Linked DNA regions of Homo sapiens: all the other regions are linked to region 4. A link is an interaction called in ENCODE POLR2A ChIA-PET data of the cell type or tissue named here. Cell type or tissue: GM12878. All regions are shown on one strand.

Evidence for each region. ChIA-PET counts read pairs that join two places held together with the same protein. Peaks named below come from ENCODE experiments on the same cell type or tissue, not always from the same donor. Only the 100,000 strongest peaks of a DNase experiment are listed, where the experiment ranks them.
Region 1: POLR2A ChIA-PET joins it to region 4 with 11 read pairs; 9 of 35 experiments call an interaction of 5 or more read pairs at or near these places.
Region 2: POLR2A ChIA-PET joins it to region 4 with 14 read pairs; 9 of 35 experiments call an interaction of 5 or more read pairs at or near these places.
Region 3: POLR2A ChIA-PET joins it to region 4 with 24 read pairs; 4 of 35 experiments call an interaction of 5 or more read pairs at or near these places.

Annotation. Positions count from the first base shown.
Region 1 is chr14:22,528,885-22,533,884 of GRCh38, forward strand. It overlaps TRA, TRAJ15, TRAJ14, TRAJ13, TRAJ12 and TRAJ11, and 1 more gene. Among named protein-coding and RNA genes, the nearest start is that of LINC02332, 26 kb to the right of the region's middle. RefSeq lists a silencer at 4,242-4,291. In GM12878, no CTCF peak of the experiment used is centred here; a DNase peak (open chromatin) is centred at 2,977; H3K4me3 peaks cover 2,759 bases; H3K27ac peaks cover 4,569 bases.
Region 2 is chr14:22,534,905-22,539,904 of GRCh38, forward strand. It overlaps TRA, TRAJ9, TRAJ8, TRAJ7 and TRAJ6. Among named protein-coding and RNA genes, the nearest start is that of LINC02332, 20 kb to the right of the region's middle. RefSeq lists an enhancer at 1,973-2,442. In GM12878, no CTCF peak of the experiment used is centred here; a DNase peak (open chromatin) is centred at 2,177; H3K4me3 peaks cover 1,322 bases; H3K27ac peaks cover 4,746 bases.
Region 3 is chr14:22,380,693-22,385,692 of GRCh38, forward strand. It overlaps TRD-AS1 (TRD antisense RNA 1), which reads right to left. Exons shown (of 5, transcript NR_148361.1): 3 at 1,659-1,713; 4 at 1,152-1,288; 5 at 1-982. It also overlaps TRA. Among named protein-coding and RNA genes, the nearest start is that of TRD-AS1, 100 kb to the right of the region's middle. RefSeq lists an enhancer at 2,962-3,671. In GM12878, no CTCF peak of the experiment used is centred here; DNase peaks (open chromatin) are centred at 1,678, 3,119, 3,987 and 4,649; H3K4me3 peaks cover 978 bases; H3K27ac peaks cover 3,449 bases.
Region 4 is chr14:22,478,374-22,483,373 of GRCh38, forward strand. It overlaps TRD-AS1 (TRD antisense RNA 1), which reads right to left and starts at 4,586. Exons shown (of 5, transcript NR_148361.1): 1 at 4,480-4,586; 2 at 2,868-2,985. It also overlaps TRA, TRAJ57, TRAJ56, the pseudogene TRAJ55, TRAJ54 and TRAJ53. In GM12878, no CTCF peak of the experiment used is centred here; no DNase peak of the experiment used is centred here; H3K4me3 peaks cover 4,283 bases; H3K27ac peaks cover 5,000 bases.

The DNA of each region.
Region 1 (5,000 bases), 51 kb after region 4:
GCCCCCTGCAACCTCAGTGCCCTCCATGGCCAGGGCCAAAGCTTCCAGGTGCCCAGATAACATCCCAAAGTCACTCTGAGAGAAGAGAGAAAATCGGTCTTACTTTACCTTTTCTAACCAGGAATTTACATGGTTAGTTTTACATCTAACACTTCAGCAGGGAGAAGACATGATCTAAGTGTCCATGTGGACACTCTGTGTGACTCGGATCCAGGATCTGCTCTTTCAGCCCCTCCATTTATCGCAAAAGGGATGATGATTAATTCCTCCATGCCTAGACTTCACTTTAGACATCACCTCAGAGAGGCCTGTCTTACCCAGCCAATCTAACAAGCCATCAAACACAGCCACTGCCTGGCTGCTCTCTACCCTGTTATTTAGCCTGATTTTAATTCACACACTTTCATCACTTAACATTATACTATCTGTGTATTTATTGTTTGCCTTCTTCTAGACCGTAGACACCAGGAGGACGGGGACAGTGTCTAAGTGGCTCTCACCGTATCCCTAGTGCCGGCACAATGTCTTTACACATCGGAGGTGTTCAGTGAACAGTTACTGAGTGAATAAAGGACTTAGCACCAACTGCCGCTCTTTTTCATGAAATTACAGAGCTTTGCTATTTCATACCCAAATACTAAAACCTACTGAGATTTTTGCAAATTTCCATCATTTATAGTTATATCCAAGGTGGATTTGAGTGAGCAGGTACATGAGGTATTTGCAGGGCCTCATTTCACTGTGCCAACCAGGCAGGAACTGCTCTGATCTTTGGGAAGGGAACCACCTTATCAGTGAGTTCCAGTAAGTACCTGATAATTATTGATCATAGTGCTTGTACTTATCCTGTAGTCATATATTGCACAGGTGACCAAATGCCTCCTATTTCTTTGAGTTAAGGAATATTGACATTTGATGAGGAAAGCCATTTAAACACATGGGAAAATTGGATGTTGTCTCTCACCCCTAATACTCCAACCATAGCCCCTGTCCTATTCCATGCTCTTAAAAAAATTTTAATTGATAGAAGAAAGAAAGATTATCTACAAGGATATGAGCAATTTGCTAAACAGTGGTAAAACGAGATTATGTACAGGTGTTGATTCCTAGGTAAAAATGGGGGTCAGAGCTGCTATCCTTTGGCTAGTAAAACAAGATTACTTGGTGAAATTATGTAAATCTCCTCGAAAGAAATAAGTTTCAGAGTTGTCTAGAGAATATCACTTGGACTGTTCTCAGGCTTTCCACTACATCTATTGTACCACTATGGTGCCCTGAAAAGAGGCTTTCTCAGGCTTAATTCCATGGCTTAGTCTTTATTCCAGTATCAAAAAGGGGGAATCCCAGCCAGAGCTCCCATGAGGGAGGATAGCTGCATGCTAACCACATTAATCTATTATCAAGGTAACTCGGTCATTTTTGTCAGGCAGCACAGTGCTGTGATTTATAGCACATTCATCTTTGGGAGTGGGACAAGATTATCAGTAAAACCTGGTAAGTAGGCAATATGTCACTAAAGTAGGAGGCTTAATGTGGCTACTGAGACCCACTAAACTTACTGCAGTATTTGGAAGGCCCAAGTGTCAAGAAATTAATGGTTTATGCAGACTTAAGTGGATTCCAATGAAGGAAGAAATGTTAAAGTAATGGCACAGAGGATAGAAGAGCTAGCTGTGAAAAAAAATAGCCATGTGGATGAACCAAACGCAACAGACTGAAAGAGCCTAGAGAGTTGATCCTAAAGAAAAAGGCAGAAAGTCTGGCTGAGCACTTCCAGTTCTGCTGACCTGGCTTGATTAGTGAATCTGGGCCACAGTATCTTTATCTATAAAATGAAAACATTTAATATCACCTCAGATTTTTTGTTTTAATTTTGTGGGTACATAATAGGTGTATATATTTATTTTAAAGATAAGCTAATATATGTGAAAGTATTTTGTAAATTCTTAAATGCTATCCACATGTAAAATATTATTTGTTTATAGAACAAAAAAAAACTATGTCAGATTTAGAATTCTTTTAACATGAGAATTTGTAGGTTCTTAGTGAAATAGCCATTTACATGTGATCTGTAGCCCTAGGCATTGGTAAAAAGCACTTTCTCTTCTACTGAAATATAGTGGCTCAAATGCTACCCAAATGAAAAGGGCAGGGGAAGGGAAGTCATTTTGTAAAGGCAGGCATTACAGTGTGAATTCTGGGGGTTACCAGAAAGTTACCTTTGGAACTGGAACAAAGCTCCAAGTCATCCCAAGTGAGTCCAATTTCCTATGCTTTCCTCTTCCTTGTGTTGTCTTCTCTCAGACCGTAACATTTGGAGCACATAAAGAGATATTATGGGCCTGCTCTTTTCTGGCTGTTTCAGGAGACTGAAAAGGATTGTATAAGAACATCCTTTAGCATGTTCTTAGTATTGTTTTGTCCAGTGTGTGTTTCTTCTTAATATCAAAAAAAACTAAGACATTGCCTGTGAAGCCAATGGAAAACAGTAGATTTGCAAAGAAAAGAACTAAAGAGAAGACAAGTGGTACTTTTTACCAAGCTTAAAGCAGAGTGGGTGTCCTTTAATCAGAGGGATGCTTGGTTCTGGGGGCTGGATAGGACTCAGGTAAGTAACAAGGCTACCACTGAGTCACTGAGCTTCTAAAATGAGTTGACTCGGGGGAGCAGGAAGCTGCCACTCATGATGATCTGAATGCTATTCCGTGAAGTTTCAGATTGATTGAAGTTAAAATTAGGGGTGACACTATGTCAGGAATCTAAAAATTGATAACTGTAATGGAAATGAAAGAAGGGCTAGCTACATCTGTTGGATAAATGGAGTTGAAAATCATGAATTTGATGGCGACAGACCCAGAGAGTTGGGCAGGTAGAAACTTCATTTCAAGTGATATGCAGTAAATACCCCAAATTTGAGTCAAATGGCCTGTGTAAAAAGGAAGTGAAAATGTAACCCGTATCTCCTTGTAGGTGAAAAGGCCATATCTCTAGGTCTTAGGTATGAAAAGGATGTGTGGGCTTCTGGGTGTTTTTGACTGACTAAGAAACACTGTGGGATGGATAGCAGCTATAAATTGATCTTCGGGAGTGGGACCAGACTGCTGGTCAGGCCTGGTAAGTAAGGTGTCAGAGAGGCAACAGAAAGATTGAGGGTAAAATGTCTTCATGTCTCAGGAAATGATTGTATAATGCAAAATGAGCTGGAGTTTTTTAGGAGCACTGTTACTAGAGTTCTGATGTCTGGTTCTAGCAAAAGAACCCTAATATAGCTGTAATCCCTCTCTAGAAGGAACAAGGAAGAGGATTCTTCTCTGAAAGCTCCTCCTAAGATTTATCCATCCTCTGCCAAAGTGTCTTGTGGATCCAGGATACTTACATCTTTGTTAGCAGTGCTGGCCCAACCTGCTCAGCCTCAGATCACCTATCCCTCATTTGTAAAATGAGGATAATATTTAAGCTCATGGCACAGTTGAAGCCCAAATGAGGTAGTGGAATATATGCAGATTATTAATCCATTTGGCTCATAAATGAAGGTTTTCTTTCCTTTTCCCTAAGTAGATCATGGGTTGAAATACCTAACACTGCAAATCATTTTTGTATGGGGATTTGCTATAGTGTGAATTCAGGATACAGCACCCTCACCTTTGGGAAGGGGACTATGCTTCTAGTCTCTCCAGGTACATGTTGACCCCATCCCACCCATGTTTTCCCCCTATCTGGTTTAAGGCTTCCATATGTATTGCGTGTTATCCTCATGGATTTCATCATCCTTGTTTTATTATCAATGTTCTGTGAATTTAAGATTGAGCCTCCATGGACTCTTCATTTAAAAATGAAAATAGCTAATAGAAGAGTTGGAAATAACAGTAGAACTAATTCACTAGGTCAGGATGGAGAAGGGAGTAATACCCTAGACAATTAGGACAAACGTGGTTTTTCCAGAAATAGACTCACTTCCTGTTTAAAGCCTAGACTGTGGTCTCTCCCCGGGCACCCTTCACATTCCTCTAACCCTCCATATCCCAAATTTAGCTGTGGAATCTTAGACAATCTGTGACCTATGCAGCTACAGAAATCTTTTCTTACTGAGAATATCTGCCTATTTGAACCAAAAGATCCTTGAGAATAGACAGTCTCTAATATTCCATGAAGTGTCTGATATGGTCCTTTTACAAAAGTAAATACTTGATAAATTCTTGCTTAATTGAAGTTAAACACCCAAAGAAATCAGGTTTCCAGGCCAAAGGGAAGAAGAAAATTAAGCAAATGACACAGTACATTTGAGCGTGTAGTGGGGAGGAAGAAATGCTAGATTGGGATTCAAATAGAGCCATGTTTTGGTCTCTGCTGCCAACTAGCAATGTAACTTAGACCAGATCTCTTGCCTCTAAGCCTCAGTTTCTTTATCTGTAAATGGGGAAGTGGGTCCAATGGCCTCTCTGGCCTCTTAGTACAAAAAGTCTATGAATGTATCCCATTTGGGGCACTTTTTTCTCCTAGGAGTAACTCAATAGCTATTTTAAAGCTTGAGTGTTTTCTAACTCATTAGAGCACATCAAGAAGAGGGGTGAAGTGACAAAAGGGAGTTTATTGTGAGGCATCAAACACTGTGATACTCACGGGAGGAGGAAACAAACTCACCTTTGGGACAGGCACTCAGCTAAAAGTGGAACTCAGTAAGTATGAGATTCTATGGTAATTACAAAATGTATTCTGGTGACAATAAGTGGAAGAAAAGGTGATGTAATTTTTGTCATTGTATCTTATTTTTAATCTATTACTGAAGCATTAAGAATTGTGACATCCAGATAAATTAGTGAAAGTATTCAAAGGCTATATAAGCATGCTTTCGTTAGGGTGGAATTTAGCTAACCACTAAGACTTTTTCCAAGATATGAGATTTTCAGCTCTCTTCAACGTGAGAGTTTTTAATACTAGTATTAAGCTAAACGATGCTCAATGGAAGAAAAGAGCTAGAAGAGCAGAAAATTGCACCGTCA
Region 2 (5,000 bases), 57 kb after region 4:
GGGAAATCTTGACATGGATGCCCCAAGTGTCTAAAGAGTTCTCCTCCCCTTTCAATGACAAAACAAAGTACAGAGTTGCTGGGAGCATTTACCCCAATAGGGAGAAAAGAGAGGGGAGCTGGCTGCAGCCACTCCCTTGTTCTGACTGTCCCTTTCCTTCGCTGTTTCTTGTATTTTCCCCAGGCAGACCAGCCACCAATATAACTGATCTACAAGAGCCTGACTCCTTTGTGAGTTATAGAGAAATGCAGGGTGAAGGCACTTTGCACATAGAACTTTAGCTCTGAGAGACAGCCTCAAAATATCTAGTTCACCCCTCTTTATTTTCCCAATAAGGAAATTAAGACCCAGAGAGGTTGGCTGAATTGTCTAAGGTCAGTGCGAACTAGGGCTGGGACTAGAACCTGGAGATCCTGGTCCTGGGGCCATATTCTGTGACTGCTGTTTGGTGAACTAAACTTCTGATAGGTAGGAAGTGTGAGTTATGCTCATAAACAGGAAAAACAAATAGGTTTTACAAGGGGAGTATAAAAATGTCCTCCTTATTACTAGCACCTTAGTATAGGCTCCCTAGACCTGCTCCCCAGCTGTGGTGTAAAAATGGAAGGAGAAGGAAATGGCCCATTTTGTCGCAGTGCAAATCACTGTGGGAAATACTGGAGGCTTCAAAACTATCTTTGGAGCAGGAACAAGACTATTTGTTAAAGCAAGTAAGTTCCATGAAATAACCTGATTTATATTACAGTTGAAGAACATCTGTTTTCATTGATTTTTTTCTTTTTAGGGGGAAGGGGACATAGTTTTGTCTGCCAGTTAAATTAGAAGATACATTGGCAATAATAATGTTGCACTGTACAGTATCCATGGGCATCACTCTTGCAAGAAACATGTATAATAACAAACAGTTAAGTGTGGATGGATAAAACTTCCCTAGGTCCTATCTAGAACTGAAACTCTGTAATTATATTAATAACTTTTTTAACTTGAATATTAGTGACATTTTTATATAACCCAAGGTATACAAAGCAGAATCTTCAGTTGGGTTCTATCTGATTTGTTGTCATCTTCCAATGGTCTTAGGAAAATTAAGGTTAAATAGTAAGATTAGATGCCTCCTACCACTTTGGTACATGCATGCAGACATAGAAACACCCTTAGTAACTAACTTGCATGTGACTTGGCAATCCTAGGCTATGGCCCAGTGACAGGGTCCCATTTTGTACAGAGTTATGTCAGAGTGTGAACACAGGCTTTCAGAAACTTGTATTTGGAACTGGCACCTGACTTCTGGTCAGTCCAAGTAAGTCAAATCTGCAGAAATGTGTAGCCCTATCCTCAATATTGGGCATATATGGATATAATTATTCTGGTCTATAATAGATTATTATTACTACTATTTTGTTCTTATTAATCATAACAATGCTGCTAATTTCAAATATACATTTTCTGCCATATTATTATTTTTACCTTTAAGGAGAATTATTGTCAAGATATCAGGAGGGAAATATTTGAATTTCCTTTGAGTCAAGTTTCTTATTTGTTCGTCAGTTCCCACCTCTCTGCTGAGGGTCATATGAACCTCACGATGTTTTGGTTTTTATACCGCCTTCTTATTATCTCTCTTAGAAATGCTTCCTTGGTTTTTCCTTGCCTAAGCACTTAGATTTTGCAGCTCACATTTACCCAGAGTATACTTAGCTTTTAACCTCTCCCAAAACTGGCCTCCCTGTCCCAATAATTATGCACAGTAAAAGTCAGTTCAATTCAGTAAATGATTATTGAGTATCATCAACAAACCAGGGAATCATCATTGGTTTTAAAAGAAAGAAACAAAGAAAAGAATTTTTAAAACCCTAAGCTATCTTAGGCTTCTGATCTCAAGAACTTCCAGTCTTATCAGAGAAACTAAGCACTCATAATAAAAAGTCTAACAACAATTTATATGTGTATGTGCCAAGATAGGGGGGTGGGTTTCCTGAGGGCTGGAGACAGGACAGGTATGACCATGCACAGCCGCATTCTTTGGCAGAGAACACACATGATTCCCCCAAATATGTTTCTGGAAACGGAATTGAGTCTGTTCTGTGCTGAGATCTTTGACTTTCTTGAGGACAAAAGCCCCCTTGGCAGTTAGCATCCTTGAGCGGGGGTGAGGACAGAAACAGGAATGAGTCAGGCGTGAGTCACCCAAGACTCTCACTCAGCCCCAAGAGGATGGAGTGACTCTGAGTCATGCCGAGGCATGTCTTTAGCATGTGCTCCAGCACAGTGTGCATTTATGGCAAGGTGAAAAATACATTTTTGCACATGTCACTAGGAAAATGGTACCTTCTTCTCAGGCATGGCAGATGAAGTAGGAAAATGCCCGCCTGCTCTCTGGTATCTTTAGAAATACTCACACCCATCCAGCCTATGTAGGATACAATGTTTTTCATGAAGTTTTATGAAGATTCTGTTTTTCCCAAAGGAGAAATAGCCAAAGCTGTGTTTATTGATAGCTGTGATGAGGAAAATGAAGGCCAACAGGTAGCAGTGGGGTCTGGTGCTGTTTATACCCTTTAGGGAGGTTCCTTCAAGTCTTCATACCACCCATTACAAGGAAAACTTTAGCATCCGCCTTTCAGGGTTTCCAGATCTTAGAGCTACTGTGAAGGGGATGTGTCTTCAGAGAAGGGGTGGGCAAAACCAGGAGGTTTTTGTAATACACTTACACAGTGTGACTATGGGAACAACAGACTCGCTTTTGGGAAGGGGAACCAAGTGGTGGTCATACCAAGTAAGTGAGCTGGGATCCTCCTGCACAAATGGCCACAGCCACCCCCATCCCTACCCTGTGCTGGAGAGCCTCTTATCATATTTCCATGGGAGCGGGGGAAGGACATGCCATTCATCAGTGCTATATCGAAGAACCTTAGGCGGCCACTGTCCCAAATCTTTGCCTGTCCCTGGTTTCTTTCACTCTCCCCTTCTCTGCATCTCCACTGACCACACTCCCATTCTCATGTAAGCTGCCCCTGATCTTCCCTGAGGCTGGATTTCAGATTGAACAAAGGACCACAAAAGTGAGAGCTGGAGGGGACCGTGGGGACATCTTGCTCATGTTGCAGAGGGACCTGATGCCAGGGTCTAGCATCTGTCCAAGACCGTGCTGATGGTCAGTGCACAGCAGTGGAGGGGCCCCAGCCCTTTACTCCCACCCTGAGTTTGGTGGAGCCACACAGCTCTTTGCTAAGTGACCCTCAAACCCAGTGTGAGATAAGCTGAGTGTTGACAGTGCCCACCTGCTAGGGAACCAAGTACTGAGTTCCTGCCCCAGCTCAGGACTGTGGCGCAGGCCATGACCTCCCTGAGCCTCAGTTTTCATATCTCTGAAGTAGACAGCATGGTCTCTGTTTCCTCCCATCTTTCAAAAATTCTATGGAAATTATTGTGACTTTTTTCTCTGTAATTGTAGGGTTTCACAGAGGCAGGGCCTTGTCTGAGTCAAGGTCATTAGAAATAAAGGAATCCAAGGGCTTTGGATGCCTTGGCCTAATTCTAGGTGGTAAAGAGGGAAGGATGAAAGCACAAATCACAGGAAGTGCCTAAATCCTGCTTGGATTTAGTGTTGCCTCAAACAGGGATATGCAGAAATCCAACCCCAGGGTCTCCCATAGGAAGAAGACTAGGAGTGGGAAGTGCCAAAGAGCTCTGGAAAGGAAAAGAGAACAAGGAGCACTCTGAGAAAAGGAGGTCAGAACAGCTTCAGGAAAAACGTCACATAAAATTTCCTTTGCTCTCTGTCCTCGCAGCACTTTCAGAAGCTCCTTGCATCTGACTAAAGAGTAGCAGAGCCAGACCCTCAGAATGTCTGCCCCAAGCAAGCAGAGTGTGGTGTTTGTATTGGGGTGCTGGGAGCAGACATGGGGAGTTGCTGCCCTGCTTCTCTGCTGATGGGAAGGTGGTATTTTCCCCTGGGTACACGGGGGCCAAAGAGCTCTCCAGTCCCCAGCCCCTGGCTCCCGCCCCTGGGCTCCAGCACTCGGGGGCTCTAAGGACAGCAGTAGGAGACTTTCTACAACTCAGAGAGTATTCAGGAGGGTTTCCCAGGATGTTGCCCAATACCATGGGGCAATTGGTAGAGGGAGGTCACATGAAACAGGTTTTATCAAAGGCTGTCCTCACTGTGTGCATCAGGAGGAAGCTACATACCTACATTTGGAAGAGGAACCAGCCTTATTGTTCATCCGTGTAAGTATTATAGAAATGATCAAGGGAAATTTTGCAGACAGATTATATTATGGAAGGATACTGTAGTAGTGAGAGTTTGTGTTGTGATCTATTCCATCATTAAAGGAGTCCTTTGTTGCCTGGGAGTAACTATCAGTGTCAGGTCTGATGAGATGATTGAGGCTGTGCCGGACAAGGGTTTTGCACAATGATTTCAGAGGACAAATCCCCAAGTTGTGAAAAAAGACTTCACTCTTGGTTAGGTTTCTAAAACAGAACTTTCTTCTTGGCAACCAAGGGGTCTACTCTGCCCCCTCACTCCTATGTCTCTTCCACCTGAGACTCTGTCACCACCTCCCCTAGAATCCGTGAGATACCTTCCCCTGAATTAGAGCATACCAGCCAGGGTGCTGAGGCACTCTGTGGTACTGGAATGGATGGTACAGGGATGCGTTTCTGGGCTTCTGGCTGCAAGAAGCCTCATCCTTTCCCCCAGTGTAAAGCATTGCTGGGAATCATCCCATTATGAGCTACTATTTACTGAATGCCTGACACGTACCAGTGGCCATTCTCTTGTCTTTTATGTAATCCTCATTCAGTGATTACACACATCCTAATAATAGGTAGCCGATATTTTGCCCATTTTACAGGTGAGGAAACAGAGGCTTGGGATAAGTAACTTATCCAAGATTATATAGCCACGAATGACAGAGCTAGAGTTTAACTCAAATCTGTTTGACTCTAGGGCCTTGTTATTAACCGTGCCACCACCATGCCTCCTGCATTCTGTG
Region 3 (5,000 bases), 98 kb before region 4:
AAGTAATACCATTCTCTTTATTCATTCCAATGAGCTAATTTTACATGAGCAAGAAAGCACTGGAGAGGTACAGACCCATGGGATATTTGCCTAGCCTAAGTGAGTCTCAGATGGAAATAAATATGAAAAGCGTTAGCATGGGACCTGTGAGAAATTGATTCTTACATCTGGCCTCCAAAGGGTCAAGCCACAAATAAGTGACCTTTGACATGCCCCTTCTCTAGTTCAGCCTGGAGCTGCCCACATTTCCCAGTGGTGCCCAGTCAACTCATTCTCCTGATGCAGGATCATCAGAGAGAATCTGGAGTAATGGCAGCTGCGGGTAAGGGGCTGCCAAATAATAGTGGAACAAAGATCTCTTCCAAGTTTCTATTTCCTCCGAATAGCTCAAATACTTCAACAGTCCAGGTCCCCCTAAAGACTGCATTTTCTTAGCTGCATTCTCTCTAGTTGTGATGAGTGTCTCAAAAAGGAACACCTCTCCTCCTGAGTTTATGATAGTTTATGACCTGCCACTTCATTTCCAGCAGTGTGTCCCAGTTCCTCTTGCAATCCACAAAGGACACTTTTTCTTTCAGTAGCCTGGTGTGAGCTCTTGCCTCTCAGGATTAGCTGTGATCTTACTGCTGGGGTGGGAGCACACTTAGCCACAGGGCCCAAAAGAACTACTGTCACTGAAAAGAGCACTTTCCTGTATTTGAGGGCTCTTCCTCTCTTCTGGTACACCCGGGGAAAAACCTGGCAGAGTCCACCCACAGTCTTTGAGGATTAATTCTGTAAGAACTTCTTACACTGAAGGGAATCCTCCTCCAGGGGATGATTCTGCTCTGTGCTTCTGAGCTCTGATGGCAATCACATCAACATCGCCAGGGACTGTGGCAGAAGAGGAACATCACCCACTGGAAACCGGGGCAAGTTGCTCCTCTGTAGTTCCAGGAAATGGCCAGAGGCACAGCTCTGCTGTTCCAATTTGCAGTTTTCTCTAACATCAAAAATAAAATGTGATTTGCATTTGAAATTTTACAGAATTCCTCATTTTAGGTCAAGACTGGCCTTACCCATAGGTTAGTGACTTATGTGGTAGGATTTAACACACACACACACATACACACACAAATATTATCCATAAAAAGAATTATATTCCCACCAACCTGCTGTGGCATTCATCAGTGACCCTTTGAAGTTCAGCCATTGAAGGGGCAGGTTAAAATGCAAATTTGTTTCTTGGAGAGGTAGCACATAGAGCTATTATCAACTGTCAATGCTCCGGTATTGCTGGAATGTCAGACTAAGAAGTTTGGGTTAAAAATTAACATATCAGTAAGTGAAGACTGGCTTTATATATTACATATTTAATTTATAAAAATGGTGACATTAAAAGGTGGCACCAAAATGTAAATAGAATCAAGATCACTTTGGATAAATTAACGCATGACACAAGCCTTTGACATGTTATTAATGGAAATGAGTTTGGGGGATCTAATTTAGCCTTTGAGATTAGTGTCAACAAAGAAAGGTATCTCCTCTGGTGCCCATGGCAGAAGCAGAACATTAGTACAATTCACCATAGATCAGTTTCACTTTGTAATTCAGTGTAAGTGGTTTATATGATAGAGAGGGCAGGAAGATCTGGTTTTGACTCTGTCTCTACTACTTACAAGATGCGTGAAGCTGCTCAAGTCACTTAAGCAAGGTGAGCCTCAGGTTCTTCATCTACAAAAGTGGGATGTAGAAAAGAAGAGTAAATGTAAAATTCCTGTTCAGTAGTTGTCTATTAAAGAATCTCTCCTTCCTTCCTCTATTCACATCCATCAGGGAGAGGAGTAGGCTGATGGTGCCAGCTAAGGACCTCGGCACTCCTAGACCTATTCCTGAACCATTAATGGCTCTGAATTTGGGACAGGAATGTTACTCTCATGGTTAATTCCTTGCTCACTTGTCTGCTGGTGCTTGTTCACAATGTCAAAGATATGGCAACTTCATGGGAAGGCAGGTTTAACTTTTTGGTGTTTTTGCACTAGCCTGTATATCTGTCTACCTTTCATATGAGAACCACCTTGCTGATTCAGACTGGAAGCTTCAAGAGAGAAGTTTCTTTCCATTTAATGCACTGGGGATGGTGCTCAACAGAGAACCACACTCAAATCGGGGCTAAATAATATGGCAATATCATGGTTACAAAAGAAACACCTCCCTTTCTCACCAAATCACTGAATCCCTTATTCTATAAAAATGAAATTGAACTGCAAACATCACCACCATGACAAGAGGATTTAGGCACACTGATCAACTGATTAAATTCTATTTGTCATCCAGAGTGATCCTGGAGGCCTTCAGAGCCTGGAGGAAACCTCTCTGTGACTCTACTCACATCTTTACACACGGAAAATCCAATTAGGCTGAGTATCTACAGCAGCTTCCAGAAGTAAACTGATTGCAGAAGGGCAGCCTGCTGCCTGAGGACTGCAGGGGACGAGGAAGGGGTGGGCCACCTGGAAGGGACCTCTGCCTTCTCAGCACCTAGAGTTGGTTTCCAGATGATCACATAGTTTAACCCTTTTCTTTTATAGACAAGGAAATTGAGGCCCAGAAAGGTTAACAGTCTTGCCCAAGACCTAAGATTAGAAGGCAGAGTTGGGGTTGAGAATTGCTTATGTGAGACTCAGACCCAAAGCAGACGACCATATTTTCAAATTCAGTGAAAACTGGAAAACTCGTATGGGCCTACCCAGCCTGGAAAATCCCCATGTATTACCAATACATAGTAAACGAATCAAAGATTGAAAAGTTTACTTGAAAACCAATCAGAAGTCCTCTCCCACATGCAAAAATCCCACCCTAATAGAACACTCATCACCCGTCAGACTGTCTTAACACTTCTTCCTTTTTCTTTCTTTGCAAACCCCTTTGAGCCTGTGCCAGAAGTGACGGTGTCTGCCACCCTCTCTGCAGTCAGTCCTGACCAGTTCTCTGGGGTTTACACCTGTCCTCTGGCCACTCGTCTGCTGCACTTCCTGCATCTGCTTGTTTCACCTTGGCCCCAGCTTTACCTGAGGGGTGCTTGGCCTGTGCCTTGAGTTCCAGGGCCTATGTTTACTTCAAAAATATTAATGTCAATTCCTTCAACTTGTTCCAAAGACAACAGAGCCTCTCACAAGCAGGCAAGCCCTGCCACTTGTTACGTAGTTGAGGCTGACGAGCCTGCAGGTCCCAGCCAACTTTATCACCTCCCTCTTCTGAGGGGTGGAAGTCCCCAACATCTCAGGGTCCCCTGAGAGTATGGGGATTCCCACATCGGCAAGTACCTGCTTCAGAGAAGCCCATGAGAAACTGGCCCAGAGCAAGCGGGTCCACCCTCCCATTGTGGGAAAGTGAAGGGCAGAAGGAGTCTGGCTGGAGGTCACTCCTGCCACTGATCTTCCTCACTCGGGTCCAGCCTGTCAGAGGATAAAGCACAGTGGTGGGTGGGGGTATCTGGCTCTCCCCCACCCTCCTTCTCAGGGGTTCAGTAGTCCCTGGGAACAAGATTCAGCTCAGGAATTTCTGGGATGCTGGTCAGTTCTGGCCCTAAGGACACTGGGAGTGACAGCGGGCTGCTAAGGATGTGACAGTGACTGGGCTGTTCCCTTCACATGACTACCAGGGCAAGCCCTGGCCAAATCCCAGCACCTGCTGAAAGTTGAAGCTGACCACTGGAGTGATTAGATTCATGACATGTGGTGGAGGCCTGGGGAGTGGAGCTACTGGGAAAGGACACAGCTAAGGAATCTCCTCCCTCCCAGCATTGCTTGACCCTTTCACAAAGACAGTGGTAGGTAGAGGAAGAAGGAGAATTGGCCTACTCCTTCCTTTTCGCTGTATATGGTCATAGAAATTGTCAGAACTTTATATCTAGATTCAAGTTCTATCTCTAGCACAATTAGCTCTAAAACTTTGCGAACGTTACTTAACCTCCTAGGTCCTCTTTGTTCATAAAACGAGAACGTAATACATACCTTGGTTGGCTGTGAAAGTTATATGAGTCAGTGTTGTGGGGAAGTTGAAGGCATGCAGTAGATGCACAAGGAAAATTAAATTCCGTTCCCCAGTTCCTGGCTTGCAAGTTGGGGGTTAAACTCAGTTAAGCTCAGAGAAGACATGACATGACGGGGGATCAAGGGAGATGTGGGAAGCTCACGGGCTGTGGTTCCCACTGATCCACATTAGACTCCAAATGACAACACCCTCACAATCCCATGAAATTGAGCAGAATTTCTCTTCTTTCTTGTGATGTTTCCAGAAATGAAGAGAGAGGGAAGGAAGACACAGACTCTGATCTTTGGCTTCACTTTGGTTCCAAGACCTGGAGCTGATAGTGTATGGAGGGTTGCCTGTTTGTCCAGGCACTATGAATAAGACCAAGGTAATCCAGCCCAACTCTACGACACAGCTAAGCCAACAAGCAGCTGGATCTTGTGTCTCAGCACTCACAGAAATGTATAAATCATCTGATACCAACTGCTCCCCGGAAGCCTCTGTCTCCAGAATATAAATGTCCAACTACAGGACTGGCAAAGAAACCAAGCCCTGGGCAATGCCTACTATGGACCCTTATTTCTTGTGGTTTGCTAAGAAAAAAGTAGGCCCAAGGGAGAGGAGGGGGAAAACCAGGAGGGTCTAAAGTTCTTCTGACTGAAAGAAAAGACCACATCAGAGAGAAAGAAAGGAATCAGTTAAGTAATAAAAGGTTGTGAGTTGATTTATCATTCAACTAAACAAATTATCTTCCTACACAAACATTCTGAGGATTAAGTGAACAATATAATACTTTTCTGAGCTCTTTTTGATCAAATGCTTTGCTGTTAAAGGTTATATTCCTAGGGAGTTGATACTGAAGCTTCTTGTTCCTTGTCAGTAAACACAAGGAGAGGCCAACCCTCTGTAAATTTAAATTACATAAAACCTTTCCCCAAACTGTCTGGTCTCCTAACAGCCCCTTTTCACTGAACTCTGTGGTTATG
Region 4 (5,000 bases):
GTCTAGAGGGAATGTCCCTGATGCTCTAGTCTCTAAGGTTGCTAAGATAATCGCTAAAGAACTGCGCTCTCAGCAAGTAAAGCCAGGGGTTGGTCAACAGGACCACGGTGACCCAGTTACATATTCTTAATCCTTACAACATCATCAAGCAGTTGCTGTTTTCCCCACTTTACAAGTGAGGAAACTGAGGTGTAGCAAGTTAGGAAACTTGTCCTGAGTTTTAAACTCAAGCCTACCTGCCCCAAAGCCTGAGCTCTTTTAAATTAACTGCAACTGCTGACCAGTTAGATTAACTAATTACTTAATTAATAAGATAACAACCTAACAGGCTGTAAGGTAAAAAAGTAATCAGATTTGTTCTATAGGTCCCCTCCCTTTTCGGGAATAGCTATACAATTGTATAATTTTATGCTTCCCCTGGGAGAGTGGGTGGAGCCCTGGCTCCCAGCCCATGATGGAAGGGTCTTGGCAGTATTTGTAAAGCAGTCTGTGGGGGTGTAACTCAGGGCGGATCTGAAAAGCTGGTCTTTGGAAAGGGAACGAAACTGACAGTAAACCCATGTAAGTCTGAATAATGCTTCCAAATTTCTCCCTGGAACCCTGATTTCCAAATTTTCCATTCTGTTTTATAACCCAGGTCCAAACCACAGCAGTCCCATTAATGGATTCCAGTGCAAAACAACTGCTGGTGTATTCCTACTACACGCAGGTCTCTGTTGTTTGCCCTCATGTGCTATTTTATCTAATAGCTGAGAATGACAGTACCAATGGAGCACTGAGTTAAGGAGTCAGACTGTTCGAAGGCTTCATTCTTCGTTATAATTGGTGAGATTTTCCATGGGACTAAGAGAAAATTGATTAACTCTCTGAGCCTCTATTTTCCTCCTCTGTAGAATGGGGGAGGCAGTTCCTGTTCCCATTTTACCACAGCCGGCGTGCTGTGAGGGGATGTTGGTACATTTCCAATAAGGGGACAATGAGTGTGAAGAGAAAGGAAGGCCCCAGGTGGTCCGTAAACTCTTCCACCAGTCCCACACTATAAACAGCTGGTTTTATCAGGGGGATTCTTGGATGACAAGTAAGCACTTAAGTAAATATCAAGGGGAGTCTGGGCAACTGAGTTTTTGTAGATCCTCGTGTCATTGTGTTATACTGGAGCCAATAGTAAGCTGACATTTGGAAAAGGAATAACTCTGAGTGTTAGACCAGGTATGTTTTAATGAATGTTATTTGTTTCCAAACATAAGCCACCATCCTTAGAAATTCAGTGAAAGATAACCGAATCTCCTGCCCAGTTATTAGCATCTTTCACCATGGGTCTTTCTGGAGAAAATGACAATGTGGGCAGCCCCTGACTGCAGCCCCTTTGGGACTGTTTCTTTAACACCTTTAAGTACTTGGGAATGTTCAGTGTGTTTTTGTTAATGTTGGAGATATGTGTCTGACAAATGGAATCTGAATTGAAGTTTTAGTGTGTAGGGGCAGAAAGCATTTAGAAAGGACAAAAGAAGGACAGATTAGACTAAAATACATACCAATGGCTGGGAGTATGCAATGCAACCCAATCCAAAAGGAAACAGTGAGATGTAGCCTGCTGATTAAACAACTGAGCCAGCACTCCGTGTCAGCTGACTTGTCTTCCCAAAGCTTCCATGTTGGTGCAATTAGGAAAAGAATTGTCTAATCCCCATAACTCAAAATCTTGGAGCCAAGCTAAATTGGGTAAAGCCGTGTAAGATTTTCTGGTACTGACACTGACTACAAGCTGATATTTAGGGAAAAGTTAAGATTGAAAGCAAATATTCAAATTAGTCAGAAAGACCACGAACTTCTGAAAACAAGCCCCAGGGTGCTGTTAACTGCTGCATTTCTAATTGGGTCCTCATGGAACATTTTCATCTCTGCCTTGTCTGAGCTTTCTGCACCAGAGAAGCCCCTTTTGATACCCACTCACTTCTGAGTCCCTCATTGAAAAGGTGGCAACTAAGCTTAGAGAAGGATTCCCTAATCCAAATGCAATACTTGGGGGAATATTTTGAGTATTGCTCCACCATTCTCAAAACAAACCTAATTTCAGTTAACTTGAATGTAGCTGAAATTTTGTTCCATGAGGGAATCTCTGCTTTCTATGATAATGCAAGCTCATTTCAAACAATTGTTTGGGATTTAACTTTTGCTCATAATTCCCAAAAGATACCAACTATTCAATGAGTATCTTAAAATAAAACTACTTTTATGACCAAATTATTATCCCCATTAGAATGGCTAGAATCAGAATGTCCTAGTATGTATTATGTGAACCCCATGCGACCTTCCTAAAGTTTCTTATGCCTAAAACAGCATAAGAGAGAAAAGCATTTCCACGCTAACCTGTGTGTTCACTGGTTAACAAAGGTCTAAAGAGCAGGTGAGTCAGCTGCTCCATTTCCAAACTGGACTGGACATTTACAGTCCTGCAGATACTAAAAATGATAATCAGGAAAAGCACACACAATTCTACTTTTTCTTATAATTCCCATCTTTCCCAAAGAACTGTTATAAATTCTCTCCCAAAGGTGTTATATTCATCCTTCTTTTGTTGCCTCTATTTGTGATGTGTACTGAGGTGAAATATTTGTTGAGATTCAAAAACCCCATGAGATTTAACTTAAGCTTTCCCTGTCAGAGAGATTCTAAGAGCTAAAAGATGGGAAGCTGGTATTTGGGAACTAGATTAAAAAGAAAATCCAAATTAATCCCAAGGAGCAAGGCTCAATAGATAGTTATTTAGACATAACATGTCCACCCTGCAAGCCTAGTTGCTCAGTTGACTGGGCTGCCCCTATCTTAGTCTTGCCTGGAAGAGAAATAAGTTGTTTGCCCCATACCTGTCTTGAGAAATGTCAGCCTCCAGACCTGAAAGCTTCTTGTGATTTGGTTTATTTCTGTAGAGTTTATTATTATACACAGTGTTCTTGAAGTAATAGAGAAGTGCATTAGAAGCTCCTGCAAATGGAAATGAAATGTAAATTTAGATTGTAAATACATGACTGCGGTAAATAGATAGCAAGAAAAAGGATGAAGAGATTAGAAATTTGCCACATTTCTCTAACCCTAAAGGGATGTTTCTATAAATAGTTTAAAACTGTTGAAGACGAAGGGGGAGGAGGAAGGAGAACAGAGGCAAACAGATTTTCTCCTAATCCTTTCCATTTGGCAAAATTAGAAATGGTTTTTCAATTAAATTTCCCTGAGCAGAGGAAGAAACCATGTCTGTTTCCACACTAAAATTCCTGTGGGTGGGAGTCTCTAGAGTTGATTTGGAGGATGGATCCCTGTTAGTGACAAGTGCTGGTAATGCTCCTGTTGGGGAAAGGGGATGAGTACAAAAATAAATCCAAGTAAGTGTGGAGGGACAAGAAGATCTCACAGTGCAGGATTTCCCCTGGATTTTCTGCATTGCCTTTTCACCTTTCCTGTCTTAGCACGACAAATTAGGTCCCAGATGAGCAGGCCCTCGCATTCAAACCGGAAATTTTAAGGAGGAAGCCAGATTAACTTTACTCGGGAGACCTAGTAGACTCTGACTTTAAAGATTCTTTTAATCCAGCTGTTTTTAGGGAGAGCTCTGTAAAAGATGAAAGAAATGTTTTAAAAAAAAATTAAAATTCTGTGGGGTGAAAACAAAGATGTTAAATATTTGATTGGCAAGGCAACTGGAAAATCTGGACCATGTCTACAACTGCTAAAGGAGGCTTTGTGAAAGAGAAAATGAGCAGCCCAAGGAGATCCTGTCCTAAACTTCTCTGGCCAGTGAAATTCGGGCCATTCTCTGCCACAGCCCTGGACTGCTAGGAGGGCAGATCATATGTCTTCCTCAGTGGGGAGAGGTGGGCCCTCGCTGGCAGTTTCTGTAAAGCCTCGTGCTGTGGTGTAATTCAGGGAGCCCAGAAGCTGGTATTTGGCCAAGGAACCAGGCTGACTATCAACCCAAGTAAGTATGACAGGGTGAAGCTACATGCAGCTGAGTACAGTCTTTTCCTTTCTAGACCGTGTCCTGCAAGCTCTCCTTGAGGGACGTATACTCATTTTGCATTGTCCTTTGTAGAGAAGCAGACCAGGAAAGACAGGAAAGCCCTCAAATTTCCACTTTTAAACACCTCCCTGTAAAAACTGTCTCGCTTCCCTCCCCTTCTACAATCAGTTTCTAGTAAATCAGAATCCGGTGAATTGATATGCAATTTCAACGAAAAAAAAAGCAGAGAAATAGTTACCCCAACAAGTGCAAAAAGTAGAAACTATCTGAGTACCAGCCAAGGGAAGATAATTAGGAAAGAAAAAAAAAGAAAGAAATGGATTACTGGAACCATGATGGCAGCTTAGTCACAAAGAAAATGATAAAAAAAAATTAAAATTAAATTTCAAAAACTTTAAAGATATATACATATATATATATCTATATATATATGATATATTGTCCTCTGGAACTCCAGCACTCACCTACAGCAGCTGCATTCTGGACTTATTATCAAATAACCTATAAACCTGTAGCTTAATGAAGAGTTGAGCAATCGTGACTATATTGACCCCCAGGACCCTTCTGCAAAGAGCAGCTTCTGTTCCTGTTTCTGTAAAGCCTTCTGTGGCTGTGAGAATAGTGGAGGTAGCAACTATAAACTGACATTTGGAAAAGGAACTCTCTTAACCGTGAATCCAAGTAAGTTTGAAGGGAGTGGGGGAAGGGGGAATTCAAACACTTCTGATTTAATTACTTGCCCCTCCAAAACATTCCAGCTTAGGTTCCAAATCTAATGTTTGTGCTGGGGGGATATGGTGCCCATCAGAGGGATTAGAACTCCACTGTACAAAGACTAAATTACTTTCAGCCCAAAACATTCCTATCATTCATCTTAAACAAGATTATTGGTGCAAGGAGAAAAACTGAATACAGAATCCTGAGGGATCCAGCTAAGGGTCAGGAAATGTTTGCCGAAAAGATAAAGAGGAAATTGGCATATCGT